Linked DNA regions of Mus musculus: region 2 is linked to region 1. The links are chromatin loops, found by intact Hi-C in ENCODE. Cell type or tissue: left cerebral cortex. All regions are shown on one strand. Each heading gives the region's core, and the rest is flanking DNA. Links, peaks and the distances in the headings are about the cores only.

The links. Peaks named below come from ENCODE experiments on the same cell type or tissue, not always from the same donor. Only the 100,000 strongest peaks of a DNase experiment are listed, where the experiment ranks them.
Region 2: it touches region 1 in a loop (7-fold over the local background); 39 of 42 quality-filtered maps call a loop at or near these places.

The regions. Positions count from the first base shown.
Region 1 is chr8:67,813,836-67,822,219 of GRCm38, reverse strand. The region is part of intron 9 of Psd3 (pleckstrin and Sec7 domain containing 3); the gene reads left to right. Among named protein-coding and RNA genes, the nearest start is that of Gm32888, 46 kb to the left of the region's middle. In left cerebral cortex, for the core only: a CTCF peak has its summit at 7,342 (motif pointing right); DNase peaks (open chromatin) are centred at 4,397, 4,989, 7,355, 8,017 and 1 more place; H3K4me3 peaks cover 4,780 bases; H3K27ac peaks cover 4,581 bases.
Region 2 is chr8:67,434,233-67,442,616 of GRCm38, reverse strand. No RefSeq gene overlaps it. Among named protein-coding and RNA genes, the nearest start is that of Nat1, 53 kb to the left of the region's middle. In left cerebral cortex, for the core only: a CTCF peak has its summit at 2,546 (motif pointing left); DNase peaks (open chromatin) are centred at 2,505, 3,197, 3,634 and 4,208; H3K27ac peaks cover 2,315 bases.

The DNA.
Region 1 (8,384 bases), core at 62-8,061:
GCTCTGACCCCTCAGCCCCGCCCACCCTCAGCCTTGCTGTGCCTCTAGACGATTGAGTCCTACAATTCATTTTCACGTTGTCTTCTCTCCAGTGTGCATAACTGAACCTCTCACTTCCCCTTCATTTAGCTCATGTTTGGCTTTGGCTCTTTGTTTGTTTTGGTTTTGTTTATTTGTATGTTTGACTAATTTTCCAAAATATTATTTTAGAAAAGAGGAAAGCTTCTGTCTACATACCATTATTGTCCTAGCAATTATTTCATTTAACGTCTGTGAGCCTTTAAGTTCCTTGATACTCCAAAGAAATTTACTGTTGCCAGTGTGCTATTATAATTGAATGATTCAAAGTTGTGTGAGTTGTATATGTCCCCACTACCCATTACCTACTAGGCACATAATAAAAAATGTGTTTAATGGATTCATTGTAGTTGTTATTATTAGTAGTACTATCGTTATTACTATTATTATTAGCTAAAGCCTTTTTAAGAAGATCCGTTTGGACTCGTAATAGATAGTATCCTCATTCCGAGAAAGCATCAGAATGGGAAGTGCTAGCTCACAGCCCTCCACAGTTAATGGATTTGCCTTAATATTATCCCCTACCATTCTGTTCTGTTAAGGAAGTCACCTTTGTTTTTTGCTGAAGCTTTCATAGAAAGTTATTTTTTGCTGTTAAACAGCTGCTGCTCTCTAGGTGGCTTGCCTTTATTTTATTGGAAGCAATCTGTCTGCATAGGCCAGCTAATGTCTAGAACAGGCAAGGCCTCAGAGTAGGCTACTGCAGAACAGGGCCATGTGATATGTCTTTGAACTGATTCTTTCATATTACATCTAGTTGTAAACCATATATAGCCATATCAAGACAGTGGGCAGTAGAAAGGAAGTATAGAACAAAAATACAGTTTGTTTAGAAAGCCATGTTATTTAAATATGATATATTACATCTATATTTTCTGAACACATTTTCTAAATTTATTGTAGCAAATGACAGTAAACTCAATGTCCAATAATGTGGTACCAGTGAAACATAATATATTCATATAATGTAATATCATGCAATTAATAATGAATTAGATAGCCTTATATGCTATTAAATAAATAGCAATAATATCTATGTTTCCATGTATTTCCCATAATAAGTAAATGTATATATAATATATAATAAATATGTATATATACATATATATTATATTTGTATGGATTTACTCTGAAAAGAGATACATGCAAAACATGTAGTAGTTCTTGTTTCTGAGTAGAAAGTCTAAGCAACAGAATGGGAAAAGGGCTTCAACTGCATGCTTTCTTGTAAGCAAATCAAAAGAATTCATTGCTTTTTCACTATATTCACTTTTCAGAAAATTAAATTCCTATAAAAAGCAAGGTCAATGACATGAAATCTGATAGGCAGACTTGTCTTCTATTTAAGTAGTTTGTTTATTCCATCCGTAGTCACTGAAATGTTTACTAGCTGCTGACATGGGTTCTGAGATGGCTATGGCCTTAGACCAATTCTGGAGGTACTGGAGTGGTAGGGCTCATAATGAAGAATGCCTAGGGTGGAAGATAAGGATTGTTAAGAAGAGTAACTAGTGGCAATAATTTTGGAAGGTAACCCTTAGGTTGACCTTTGGATGATGAGAAGCCAACTATGGAGACCGTGGGAAAGGGGTGAGGGACAAGGCAACACAGCTCCTGGAAGAAGGGCAGCAAAGAGGAATCACTGAAAAGGTTTACAAACGGAGACAAGCCCATGTTCCATTCAAAGATATTATGGAGACTATAATCTGGAATATTAACCTGGCATGAGGACATGGATCTGATTAAACATAACAATAATGGAGAACCAAGAACCAAAGGACCCTGAGAGCATCAAGAACTCAAAGGGCTAGGACTCTCAGGTGCTTAGGAGGTTAGAGGCACCTTCTGCTCTTGGTCATTGGACTGTGAAGGCCATTGACAGACAGAGGTATGTGTTCTGGAACACAGAATGCAGGGTGGGAAAGGTTCACTGCATCTGCAGTGTTGGGGAGATGTGCCCTATCATGTAGTACAGCATTAAGGGCTTGGATCTGGTTGTTTTAAGCATCCTAGACTGACCATCCTTATCTTACAGGTGATGGTGTTGTAGGTATTAAGCAGATGCAAGTGGTTATAAATTATTAAAGTTAATGGCTAGCTAATACCAGTTGAGCAGCAATGGGACAAAAATAATACATTCCTTCCATTTCTCCCAGAAGTGGAGTTGGATGTCATATTATCAGATATATTTTTCTTTCTCACTGGTTTTAGTAACCACTTGTTAGAGAAAAGAAAACCACCTCAGGAGAAATTCTAAAGCCATCTATGGAGACTGGCAAATATACATAGGCTTAAATAATAAGTGCTGTCTGTTTTGCCCTCTCTGAGGAGACTCCATTTATATGCAGTGTGCTGCTTGGACTCTGTTGTGATGCAGAATCTTTGTGGTCCCACCTTGAATGTTACAGTGGATAGAAATGGTTATAATATGCTCTAGCTACAATTGCTTATATTATAAACGATTAGCATTATTGCACTGTTAACAGTACATGTTTTATATCTTTGAAACATGCTCTATAAACTATAAAGCCATTGCATTCCTAACCAATAACTTGAGGTGAGAAAGGCATGCCTGGAAGAAGACAAAATGATAGCATAGACTCTGAACTCCATGCATCCCTAGAGGCAGCTGAGCCCTAAGTGCTTCTAAATTTATTTTCTATTATTATTTTAAACCAAATTCCACTCACATTTGTCAGTGTGCTTATAGAATAGTTGGCGCCCTGAGGCTTCAGAGAAAAGGTGGGGACAGTGAAGGGAAGTGGAACGCAGCCTGTCATGATATCAGAAAATCAAAGGCTCCAGAGTTCCCTTTCCCTGGGCTGGTTAACAGAGGGGGGCAGCAGCCCAATATCTTAATGTCCAAGCACATCAGGACCTGGTTGTATGTTATATAGAATTCTCAAGAATCAAAACGGGAGTTAGATTTAAGTATCATAGGGAATTGAGGCAGTGTTTTTGGCAGAATAGTTTTTACATACTATTTTTGTTTTGTTAATTTGTATTAATACCCAAACCAAGACCTTATTCTGCAGCTGACCTGCAAGTCTGGTATTACAGTTAAAGTTATTACATTCAAAAGTAACTTGGTGTATCAGAACTAAATATATCTCATTTTCTAACAACGTCCAACTTGTAAATTTTTTTCTCACAAAGCAGCAGGTTTCCATTTACACAGAGCATTTGTGGCCTTCGAAAATCTCCTTATTGATCTAGATTGGATTTATTGATCTTACCCTAAGCCATATTTAACACCCTCTTTTTTCCCCTTAACTTTCAGTATGACAGGGAGGTAACTAATATCCTTCTGCATTTGCTGAGCAAGTCAGCAATTTCTGTCTAAGTCCTAGGCTGTAGCATTCTAAGGTTATAGGAAACATTAATTCTTCTGATCAGCAACACAATTTAAAATAGGAAAGAAAGGAAAATTATTGATTACCGTGATGCCTTTGTGGCTAGTCTTGTGCCACAAGCCTGTAATTGATTGAGCCTGGTGACACCCTGATACCCATCTGCATTTCTTTTCCCCGTTTAGAAATGGAGATCCATCTGTCCTCACCACACGTGGTGCCTTGCAGATTACTTGCGACTTTTATTTGTGGTATCTCTGTTTTGTTGTTGACATTAATGAGATTACTGCACAATATCACAAGAGAAATTGGTGTTGCTCTTTGGAATGTTAATGAACTGCTTGCTTGGCCAATTGCCATTTGTTCCCGTGTATGAATGTGTGTGTGTGTGTGTGTGTGTAAAAGAGCCGAGTAGCAGGGGTGGGATTACATTTTTTTTCCTCTTTGCAGCTAGTGACGTGAGCCGTGCCTGGAACAATCAGACTCGCTGCAAACAGGGTAGTTGAAGATGCTGGGGGAGGCAGCCTGGTGCTTCCTAAGCTAAGGCGATCGATCTCAGAGCTGCTCAGGAGCTGCTTGGAGCTGCTGGAGTACAAGCGGCAGAGTTCCTTCAGCATTAGAGCTTTGTAACGGGTAGAAAGTGCCTTTTTATTTCTCCAAACCTATTCCCTGATAGACCTTCAAAATGATTGGCGTGAATAGTGTTCAGAGTGCCAGCAAGGTACGGGTGAGGACCTCAGGTTCTGTGAAGTACTCCCGAGAGGATTCTATCCGGCGGCAGTCCCACCGGTCAAAGTCTATGAAAATTTCCAACTCCTCAGAGTTTTCTGCTAAGGAGAGCAAGGTAAAGAAATGCCATGTTAAATATTATGGACAGTTGTATGGTGGGATCGCAGGATGCTATGCATTCTGCCAGCGTCTGATATGCAGTGACAGGCTGAGAAAGTAACAGGAAGCATAAAATGGCTCTAAGATCATCAGTGGGATTGGGGTGAGCGGTGATACCTGAACTCTAGATAGGAGAATTGCTGTGCTGTGCTGTGCTGTGCAGCAGTTTTGCACAGAGCCAGTTTGTGGAAGAGAAGGACTGTAGCAGTACTGAAAGAGAGGCGATTGTGGAAACTGGTGGTTGGCATGGTGGTCGTGTTATAGTCTCAGAAAGGTTGCCTTGACAAATGGCTTTTAGTATGGCATATTTTTAGATCATCAGGAATGTAGAAATATCTTGTTTAATTTTTATCTTTCATTGAGTTCATTTTTTTCTTCCCTCTCCCATTCTGTCCCCCTCCCCCAGTCTGCGGAGCTAATGTAGAAAAGCAACCCTGTTCTGTGTGCTGTATTCTTGCTGTGTTCACTGCCAGGTGTGTGTAACTGGGAGAAATTCCTTCTTTTGTGTTCCTTACGTATGTATGCACTGCTGCTGGGCTGCCATTAATAAAGCACTGGTGTTTTCTGTGACTCTCTCTGAGATAGCAATCTTGGTTGATGTGGAATGGAAGGGAGTGCTTACGTAGTGGAGTGGGCATTTACTACATGCAACATATTCTTGAGATTCTTCCCACCACCATCTGTGTGAGCAGGGTACTCAGAAACACTCCCACTCCACAGGTTTAAAAATGGAACGATGGAATCATAGGATCATAGAACTCTAGAGCTGGGATGGGGATGATTCTAACAAGACCCATAGGCTTGAAGATGTGTAGGAAAGGCTTTGGGAGGTGGGTCTGTATCATTTTGGCCTTCCCATGGGCTCTATCCAGACCCACTGGGAGTGGCATCAGGCCTAACCCCTTCAACCTTATGCCACTACCCTCCTCTCCTGCTCCCTCCCAGCCTCTTCCTCCTGTGTCATTACAGTATTGAAAGACTTTGGTCTTAACAGGTTTCCCTCAAAAAAGGGTAGAGGATGGATGGTGACTAAGAAATATGCTGGCTATCTATCACATTACATTATGACACAGTGCAATCTAACCCTATCAATCATTAGCAAATTAACCTGGCTCTAATAAGTTCTTCACAGGTGGCTTTTTCTTGGTAATTTTTAAGTACTCATCTTGGGGAAAAGCATGCATCTTTTGATAGTCTTTTAATATGACCGGAATGAGCATGTCTTGGTTCCCACTGCAACTGCTATGCGACCTCCCATGGTATGATGACTACAGTCTCCTGCTGGCATAAACCCCAAAGGCTATTAAAGTATTAAGTAGGTGTAGAAGGACATGCATGTGGTTGTCAGTGTGGTTATAAAATTTACTTTGCAAAGAGCACTAACTTAGCATCTCTGAATTTTATTTTAATGAACATTGTATTTATACCTTGTGGTCAGAATACCTGAGAAGTCAGAGGTCATCATTGGAAATGCTTTTGTAATCCAAACTCCCACCCTGATGAAAATTCAATCATTTTAATACTTTTGGTTTGCTCAGAATTAGGATGTATGGATTAACATTAGAAGCCAGAAGATGACAAATGAGCAAGTTTATCCTTTCTAATACCTTCTCTATTTTTTATGCAGTTGCAGATACTCCTATTTAATAGGAACCTGTACACTGTGGGAAGAGTATTGTATGTAAGCTCCTGGTAGAATTATAATCACATGACTATATACATGTAAATGTATAACATATATGGATATTATATGACCTCTTGAGTTCTGAGGTATTTATTAAAAATGTATCTAAGGTCTTACCTCCTAGACTCTGTCTCTGTCTCCCAGTCACCTTGTCCCTGCCTCTCTTCCTTGTGTATGTATTCCATTAGAGTTAGAGATTAGATTAAACATTATCATTCATTAGCAAATTTTGTTCACTAAATGAAGTTAATTGAATATGCTAAGCACTTGTACCCTAAACTAATTAACTGAATTTCATTATGGACAAGTGTAATTACATGGTAATCTATGTTCTTCTCTGTACTGGACATAATATATTCAAGTGCTAATAGTTAAAAGTATTATTCACCTCAGCTGTATCTAGTAGTGAAATATTATTAGTTAAAAGCAAATCAGTGTTGTTTTCCTGTTAATCAGTTAAGTGGTGTTTTTTAGTTATCTGACTCTTCAGCAAAAAATAAAAGGTTTTTTTAACCTGGTGATAAGAAAGTTTATTTCTTCTACCCCATCTGACTCTTGCCTCCATTAAAGGCAATAATAAGATAACATCAAGCATCTCAAGATAATGTCTAGAATTGAATTCTCTCCCCAAAACTCTACCTAGCCCATTCTAGAGTGAGTATAATAGTTTCCACATAGTTTAATCACAATATGTTTTATATTCTTGGAACACTGTTATCTTTGGTGTGTCTTAACTTCTGTTTTGTTGGCCATAAAACTCACTAATTTGTATAACTATGAAATTAGTTCATCTGCAGGCTTCACTTTTCATCCAATTTTGCATTTTGTGTTTTATTTGAAGAAAGTGTTAAAAGGTTTCTGAATGGATCACTTACTTATTGCCTTAAATTTTTAAAAAATATCTTTCAAGATTTTTTAACTAAATGTTTTAAGTGAAGAAATTGAATGATCCAATCTTTGTGCATCATGTTGTTATACTCTAAGGCAAATTATTTTATATCCCAGACAAATTTTGTGCGCTGTTTTCATAGAACTTACTGCCCCTCCTGTAGCACTCCTCCCCCAAACCCATCCATATCCTTAAAAGTGATGAAATCTTCTTTCTTCTGAAGAATATGATTTTTCCTTTTTCTGGATAATGTTTATATCAAATTCTGGAACAGATAAAATGTAGAGGATATTTAATGTTAATAGTTTTTTTTAAAGAAGGTTGCTTTTACATTTGTGGAAACTAGTATTAATTATCAAAGTGTCTCATTTGAGCCTGACTATGAATGCATTCAGCTATTTATTTGTCTTTTAACTGATACTTGTAGAGTTCCCATTAAGCTTCCTGGCCATGAGGGGGCACTACAGACCTTCCTGCTACCAGGGTCAACTGGACAGACTAGACACAAATAACAATTTAGAATCATTTGGTGATATTGATTCTTGACGTTTGTATGTCTTTATTCAGTTCCTTATTCTATCCATTTATGTGTTTACCATGGTGCAGGTTATTGAATGAACTTCAGGTCTCACATATGCATGGAAATTACTCTACCATGAGCATCATGCGAATTTAAAACTACTGAACGTGTCCACATTTCCTCCTTTTCATCTGGTTATATATAAAATATAAATTATATGCTATATCTTAATTTTTTCCTTGCTTAGATTAAGAACTGTAAAAGCTGGTGTTCATACTTTGATTTGTTTTTCTGTGCCCAACTCTTACCAAACTACCACGTATTTACCTGGGCCAAATCTCAGCTTGATAATGCCATTTTTTAATGCTGTTTTAGAGTGTAAAAATAACGTGAGTGGCTGAGGCATGTTGTTAGGGAACAATAGAACAACATCCACTAAGAATTCTCTCATTGATGAGGGGGTGAATTTAAATGAAATGTTTAAAAAAATTTTTTTTGATAAAGTAGCAAGGAAACTTGAGACACATCTCATAGAACTCATGGTAGTTGGGTGATGTATAGTGAAAAATTGGCCATCTGCTTTGTGAGCCACGGTGCTGCCCAGGCAGAGTGTGGGCTTTCCTCGTTAATTATCTCTGTGCGTCTCCCCCAGTCATTTCTTGCTGAGACTTACAGTAAGCTGCAGTTGATGAAATATCCTTCTTCTGAGCCAGGTTAAGCCATTGTTATTCTGTTATTCTGTTATTGTTATCTGATGGACTTATACTTATTCTGTAGAAAGAAACCTAAAGACCAAGCTCACTTCAAGGAAGGTGAGCATTACAGCATGGTAGATAAGTCTGGGTTCCTGGAGATGTTAACTGTAAATATGGGAGAGAGAAAGGGAAGTGCTTGGCCCCACAGCACTGCTTGGGAAATGGTTAATTCATTGCTTTGTAAAACATGTTGCAATAATATTGAAGGGCGCCATCAGCT
Region 2 (8,384 bases), core at 178-8,177, 380 kb after region 1:
GGTCTGAGTCAACCCTCAGTGTAAGTGAGTGTCCAGTGAATGACCTGAACCAAGTGATCTTTATTACACATTTCATTTTTATATCCTTGCCTTCCTGATAATTTTAACAGTTAAAAGTTACCCACTAGCTCAGTATGACTGGAGAAAGGAAAGATAAAGGTTATTCAATGGCAGAAACCAGCCTGCTAACTCCTTTGGGAATTCAAATGAGCCTAAAGAACAGACATTATTATGTAATTAAGTCTGACCAGGTGTAGTTACAATTCTCCACTGTCTTTCCTGTCATAAATATTACGATTTTAGGACAGGGGTAGAAGGCAATTGTTTTCCTTTTAAGGGTCTGGTCTTAAGGTGGATAAGGGAATTTCAGAACTAACCTTTTCTTTTCTATGCTTGGGGCTTGAAGAGAAGTGACTCAAAATTAAAGGGGCTAAAAATACATTATTTGAGTTACAAGTTCTTGAATCCTCTCACAATGAACTACTTGTATGTTTAAATAAACAAAATCATATAGATGGTTGGAGCTACAAAACCTGGTTGTTATTAAAACAGCACCAGGTTGTCACTTTTTGGAGCAATCAGACATGGCATGTGTGTCTTCCAACCGAATATGCTGACCTGTATCTCTTAGGATGAGCGTTTTCAATGCATGAGGTTTGCCAAAGCCCCCCAACCTCTTTGTTGGAAGTAGGACCACGCTGAGAATCCTTAACGATGTGTTCTTTGTTCACCTGCTTTATGGGCTTGGAGCTCTCTGAGAGTTAAACCCAGTGTGCTTTGATACAAAGCTAGCTCCCTCACCCTCTTCTCTAAGAACCCTGTGCTGGCAGCCTGGCTGTCAGGGTTAGCATCAGTTGTCAACTTGATATACCTGGAAAGAGAAAGAGACACACTAAGTGGTTTTCCTATAAGTGCCTGCGTGGGTGGGGGGGATTTATATTAGTATTACTATTATAATCATTAACAGATATTAATCATAGAAAATGTTCATACTAATATACACACGCTGGTAGGGCCACCATCCTTCTGCAACCCCTTTCCTTCCTTCCTCCCCAAACACCATTCTGAGTCCCCTAAAGTCACTCATTTATTTCCATCAAGATTCCTTTTTGTAAGACAGTGAATGCAGAGCAGAGTCCCTGTGGTGTGGAGACCCTGTCCCTGTGGTGGCTACAGAGACCACAGGACTTCTTCATGCCCTGTAGACCTATTCATCCACACCCTTCTCGAGGTTCTATCAAAGGATGGTTTAGAGGTCTTGAGATTTTTCAAGCAGGGGTCTGGGAAAATGAAATGCAATTACTTCTTGCTAGCTGTACTAAAGAATCAAGGTGCTCTGTACCTTGGTGTTCTTTTCTCTTTTCTTGGAAAAAAAATAGCAGTGGTCCAGAGTTAAGAGAATGAGCATTTGTTATTTTGAGGTAGTTTTTTTTCCCCCTGATAAAAATAAAAGAAAAGGAAAAATAAAAAATGAAAGAAAAAAAGAAAAGAAAAGAGAAAGAAAGAACACACGATCAGTTCAGCATCTCTGGTGCTTAGTAGCTTGTCCAAAGAGCTCTTGGTGTGACTGGTTGATTATTTGTGGTTTTTCAGAGTCTCATGAAGGCCATACTGGCTTCAGATGATTCTTTGTGTTTTTTCACAGTCCCATGTAGCCTATACTGACCTCAGACTTGGTGCATAGCTAAGGCCAGTCCATCTATCACCCTGCTGGGCTTCCTAGTGCTGGATTACAGAGGTGTACCTCTAAAACTGGCTTTTGTAAACCTTTCCATGGGTCTTTTATCCTTATCTGGCTGTCCACATGACTCTGGTGACTACATCTTAGAGCAGGGTCACAGCATGGAAAAATGACTCTCTTGGCTTTACATCAAGGTATCTCGTCCAGTGTTTCATGGCCCTGTAATGAACAAAGAAATGCTATTGGCACTATTGGAAGAAATTACAGATCTGAGATGAAATGTTTCCAAGCTCTCCAGTATTGTCTTCTGATATTTGAAGACTTAGAAAATTAAGAACTGCTAGAGCTAAGAATTTAGTCAAGAATGGTATAATCTCCCTCCATAATTTTTTTTATAAAAACTGAGGCCTTTGATTATGAAGTGATATTATTTCCTACTTACCTCTCGACTCATAGACCTGTGCCTCACCCATATCAAACAGCTGAGTCCTTTGTGTGGTAACTCAAAGGATTCCCTCAGTAGCTATATAGACAGATAGCTATATATATATATATTTGAAAGAAAGAAACAAGTAAGAGTGATTATCATTCACAATAAGACATGAGACATATTTCCAGGACCCCAATTCTCAGCATCAAACCATTTCTCCAATGATTATCCTTTGGGGGACTTCATAAACCATCCTTCAAAATCTTGTTTGAAACCATGATTGCCAGAGTTATGTGAAGAGTTAAAAAATGAGCCGTTGCTACTGGAAAATGCAGAGAGATTAACAGAAATAAACTGTGACGTACATGGGGATTTCTTCTCAGGTTTCCAGGTTGCTAGATGAGTCTGTCTACCTCTGCTGACATCTAGTGTTGTGTTGTGTGGTTGGCACATGGGTGCTCTTAGAAGAACCCTAATGGAGGGGGATAGTAGCCAAGGATCTGTGAAATGACAATGTATTTATTCATTAGTGAGGATAAGAATCATGAACAATAACAAGTGAACTGGAGTTTATTCTAGTCCAAAGGTCAATGTGCATATGTGCTCCTCCAATAGTTCATATGAAGATGTGTGTGAGGGCTTATTAACAGTGTTCTCTTCAGGCCGTGTGTGGTGACCCAGCACTACACCAATTTGATTCCTTCATAAAGATTATCAAAAAAGGTGTGGGTGTAGGGATTGCAATGGTCTCTCACAGAGTCTTTCCATTAACTTTTAGATCTGTAGGTGGTAATGTTAAATCAATAGAAAGAGAAGTATAAAGAGAAAGGAAAGAAAAAAGAAAGAGAAGCAACATAAAGGCTTAGCTTACAGTTCACACTAGTACTGTGTTTTAGTTGCCTTCCTTTTGTACCATCTCTGCAAGCCGCCAGGAGGTGCAGTCTGCCTTAAAATAACTTTCCAAGGCAGGTGAAAGTAACCAGGCAATTTCTGGTATGTGCAAGAAGGACTTAAGGTCTATGAAGGTTCTGCTTTGCTCTTTCTCTTTCCTGAGAATTCAGTTGCTCTACAGAATCTGACAAAACCTTTCTGAAAAGAAGGCTAGCACAGTGGGCTTCCGGAAAAATGCAAATATCCCAATGCCAACAGAGCCAGGTGTAAGAAGCGTTGCTAGGCAACGCGTCTCTAGGTGACAGCTACGTTTTACTATTTAAAGGACTGGAATGAATATTTCATTTCATATGTATAGGTGTTTTACTTGCATGTATATATGTGTATCATATGCACATCTGGTATCCTCTTGTATTGATTTAAACTTTCTGCCAAGCTCCTCTATAAAGGCAGATGAAGAAAGTAACTTTTTCCTTGGACTTTTGCTCTCCTTTGGGGTTGGTTTGTTTGTTTTGAGACAGTTCTCAACTGTAGTTCAGGCTGGCTTCAAACTCACTCTAGAGACCAAGTTGGCTTCAAACCCACGATGAGTCTTCTGCCTTAGCTCCTGAATTCCGAAATTAGGTTGTAGGCACCACTCACCATATCTGGTCAGAAAAGTTTTAAAAGAAAAAAAAAGTTCCTTTCGTTCACAGGTGACCTTCTATGAGTTATAACCAAATGAGGTGAGGTAGAATTTACAGCATGGGACTACATCACTACATCCTATTCTTGAAGCAATATTTTAATCTCTTTCAATCACCTCAGAAAACTACTTGCCATAAAGCACACATATATGTACTGATTTATTAGCATGCATCTTCTTGATACATACATTATACGAACCATCTCATCCTAGCTCCTTATCCCCGTATCTCAGACTTATTAAAGCCCACCTCATCTGTAAAACCCCACTAGCTCTGTTGCTATTTGTAGACAGAAATATCAATAACTTGGCTGAAAGTTCCTGGTCCTAAGTCTGGGGATGGGAAATCATGGGTTTATGGCGTTCACAGAGAAGTCACTACTTTGAATCATCTCAGTGACCTTTCAAGGGCTGAAATCAAACCACAGTTGCAAAAATTAACTGCTCCTTCTTCCATCTAAGAAAAGCAATGCACATTCTGGAGATACTCGTTGCCTGGCAACAAATGCATACTTCCTTCTCCTTAGACAACTTCCAAAAAAACTGCTAGGAAGAAAATTGGCCAATAAAATAAATCTGGTGGTTCTTAGTGTGGGAGGAGAGCAAATTCACAAAATGTGCATGTGGGGTGTGTGTGTGTGTGTGTGTGTGTGTGTGTGTGTGCGTGTGCTTGTAGGTGCATATGTGCTCATGAGGTGGGTAGATAAGAAAGCATAGAAAGACAGAATAGAGCACAGTAATACAGTGCCGTATTGATTAATTTGTTCAGTAATGTTTGTGTATGTGTGTGGACTGTATGAAACTACCCAGTCATGGCTAAGGTTTTCTGCTTCAGAGAAAAACAGTGTTCATTATCTTCTCAAACCACTGACTGCTAAGCTGTGTGATGATTTCAATGGTGAAGAAAGAGTACAAAGATGAAGAAAAATATTGCCCTTTCTGATTTTTGTTATTCTTTTTGTTCAGAAAACTAAGACTTGAAAAACATCAACATCTTTGTCCATTATCTGTTGCTATGGTGAGACTGTGAAATTGCTAATGAAAAAATGGGGTTTATCTTGGCTCTCAGGTATAGGTGTCGGGAAGTTCATGGTTGAGTTCCAGTCCTTTCTCATTTTCTGTCATGAGCTTAGCACTATGTCAGCTCAGAAATATCAGAAATAGGCAGAATATCAGAAATCAGGCAGGACATGTGGAAAGACAGATATGTTACAGAAGAAGGAGGAGGCATCAACCTCACTTTGCAGCAAACCACCACTCTGTCACCGCTTAGCCCAGTCTTGTGGAAACTATATTGCTCTTTTTATAAAGGAGCAGCCATTATAATCTAAGTACCTTTGAAAGAGCCCGACACTGATTCACTATGGAATTATACATCAACGTGAGCATCTATTGGAGCAAGACATCTTAAATTTATAGAAGTACTAATACTAATAACTAATAATTAGAGAGACTTTTGTTTCTTGTTCTTACACAAAGAGGACTTCAGCTTTTTAAACACAGAGGACACATGTCTTCACTCCTCTTGCTTCACTTTTGTCCTGGAGTGAATGAGATTTCTTTAACCATGTTCCATAAGCACTTCTTTTTATGAAGGTAAAATGTACATAACAAAAACTGATGTTCTAACTTTTTTTTTTAAGCTTGAGAATTTATCAGACACAGAGGGTAACTAGAGCAAATTTACAAAATGGCTATTAGGTTACCTTCAATCTAAGAAGAAGGTGCCATTTTTCCTGCAAGCAATATATAAATAGTTAACAGAATTACCTTCCCATTTAGTCAGTTCTGGAAGATGAAAAGAGAACATCTCAAAGGGGTTTTGTGTAATTCAGGAAAGGACTTACTTGGGTGAAGTATAGCTAACAAAATTAGGGTTATCAGAACATCTGCTTAACAGGGAGGGTAATTTTCAAACTATTAGCTGAAGTTTGAGGGGGCCACAAATTTAATTACCTGAAGTCTGGCCTTTGGTATCCCTTTTGAAGAGCCATAAGAGGCTCTTGGATGGCTCACAGCTCCAAATCAGGTTGTCTTACATATCACCTTATGCCTTTTATGGAAACTAGAGACACAGAAACCCAGATAATATTCCCTGGAATTTACAGCCATTGGGATATTTAACAAAGCCTAATAAGGCCACTTCCTGTCTGACTTTATTTCTGTTGACATGACAGATACCATGACAAGAAGCAACACAAGGAAGGGAAGCATTTATTTGGCTTACAATTTCAGGTCACAGTCCATTACTTCAGGGAAGTCAAGGCTGGAATGCAGTCAGTCACATCACAGCCACAGTTGAGGGCAAGGAGTGTGCAGGATTGCTTGTTCTCAGCCACTTCCTCCCTCTTATATTGTCCAGGACTCCTTGCTTTGGTAATTTTGACACTTGCAGTGGGCTGGGTCTTCTTACATCAATTAAAAATCAAGGCAATATGTCATAGACATACCGTGGTAGTTTGAATCTAACTGGCTCTTATAGGCCCAATAGGGAGTAACACTATTAGGAGATACAGCCTTGTTGGAGGAAGTATGTCACTGTGGGGGTCTGCTACTATAGGGTTGTAGGCCCACTCCACTCCATCATTGGGCACGGCCACTTGGGAAGGCAGAATGGGGGGAGTTTGACTGCCCTTATCCTGTGCCACTACCCTAGTGGTGGTGTGTGCTGGGCTGTACAGAAGCTCAGAAATACTGCTCCAGAAGGGGGAAAGTGCAGTCTGAGATGTGGGAAAGCTGGAAGTGGTTTGTGGGGTCCCTGGACTTGTGATGAGGTCAGGGTCTTGCGGTTCTCAGGGTCTTGAGCATCCAGGCACTGCTGGGACTCACAGAAGAGCAGAGAGCAGAGTCAGGGCCTGCAGGCTGGAGACAGCGTCTAGCCAGAGCCACAGGGTAAAGGGATGCACGGCTCTCTCTCATGGGGTGATTGTCTTTAGTTTGGCTGTGGTTATGGCTGGAAACACAGAGGGACCTTCTACAGGAGAGTAGGCTGTGCCTCTGTACAGGAAGACCTTTTTCATGGCTCCCCATTGTGGATCTTGGTATAAAGAGACATTCTAAGGTTTATTGTCATGGTGGAAAATGGATGCATAAACCATACCCCGTTTCTCATGGTAGGCCTGAGATTAAATACCTTTGTAGGGAGGAATGTCTGGGATGGGAAGCTTATTGGCGAGGCCCCCAGGCCTCTAGATACCTCATAAGCTTGGAGAACTCTGTTTCGGGACTATGTGAGAAGCATGGCACATGATCCAACTCAGGAGGGTGGCAGGGAGCAGAGTCACCTCAGCCTCAGGCGCATGACCACTGAGTCTCTGCGTCTGGACCTGCTCTCCCTTCCCAGACTTTCTGGCATGGTTTTATGCCCACAGGTTTTGAGGTCTCAGATACGCTAAGCCACATCCAGTGGGAAAATCTCTCCTTGCTCCCTTTGGATCAAGATGTAGAACTCTTGGCTCCTTCTCCAGCACCACATCTGCCGGCAAACCGCCATGCTTCCTGCCATGATGATAATAGACTAAACCTCTGAAACGGTAAACAAGCCAGTCACAATTAATGTTTTCCTTTATAAGAGTTGCCATTGGAGTGACTGCTGTGCTGGTGAGTGTGGGGGATAACCAATGGGGGGAGGGGACTCCCCATTCTCAGAGGAGAATGGGAAGGGGAAATGAGAGAGGAACTTCGAGAGTTGGAGGGGAAGAGGGGCTGATATTGGGATGTAAAGTTAAGTAATTAATGCAAAGAAAGAGTTGCCTTAGTCATGGTGTCTCTTCTCAGTAATGAAACCCTAAGACACATGCTCACAGGTCAAACTAATCTAGATAATTCCTAGTTAAGGCTTTCTTCTGAAATGAGTTTTATGTTGTCAGCTAAAACTAACTAGCATGCTTCCAAGTGGTGTGAAGCTGGTCTTCTGGATCGACTGCCTGTAGCTCTTTTAGATCATCAGGTTTTTTCAGATAAACTGGGTCAAGATAATTCTGATTTTGAGGCTTGGAGGAATTTTGTTCAAGGCTAGTTGGCTTTGTCTTAGACTTTAAGGCATAATCAGGGCCCAGGATTTCTGAATCAGGGACCCTATCAGAAGTTAAAAATGGCCTCTCAGGCTGGAGATATGGCTCAGCAGTTAAGAGCACAGATGGCTCTATCATTAGCGACTGAGACCTGTGTCCCAACACCCACATGGTCACAACCCTCTGTAACTCCAGGTCCAGGGTATCTTATAACCTCCACAGTCAGCAGGCATGGATGTGGTGATGTGGGTATATGCATGCAGGCAAAACACTCCTAGTCATAAAATAAAATAAATATTTTTTTTAGAAATGGCTTCCCATAGATAAGTTTGTAGGAATTTAGTTGTTGCTCAGATGTAGGTACTGTTCATACTCATAAGGCTGATGGTTATGAGGTCCCCTGGGAGAGTTTAGTTGAAGTCTCTTTAGAGTTAATTCAACCCATCCAATTTCCCTGAGGAAATGGGTCCTCCAGGCTGAGTGTAAGTGGTGTAGCACTAGAAAGACTCAATCTTTTGAGCTGGGAGTGCCAGGGGATGCCCATCTATTACCCTGTCTAAGTTCCACTGTGACGTGGCCTCTTCCTCCTCTTCCTCCTCTTCAGCCATTTACAATACAACCATTTCTATTAGTAAACCACAAGAGAATGGAGTTATTTGAGGGCTTATCTCAAAGATGAGGCCT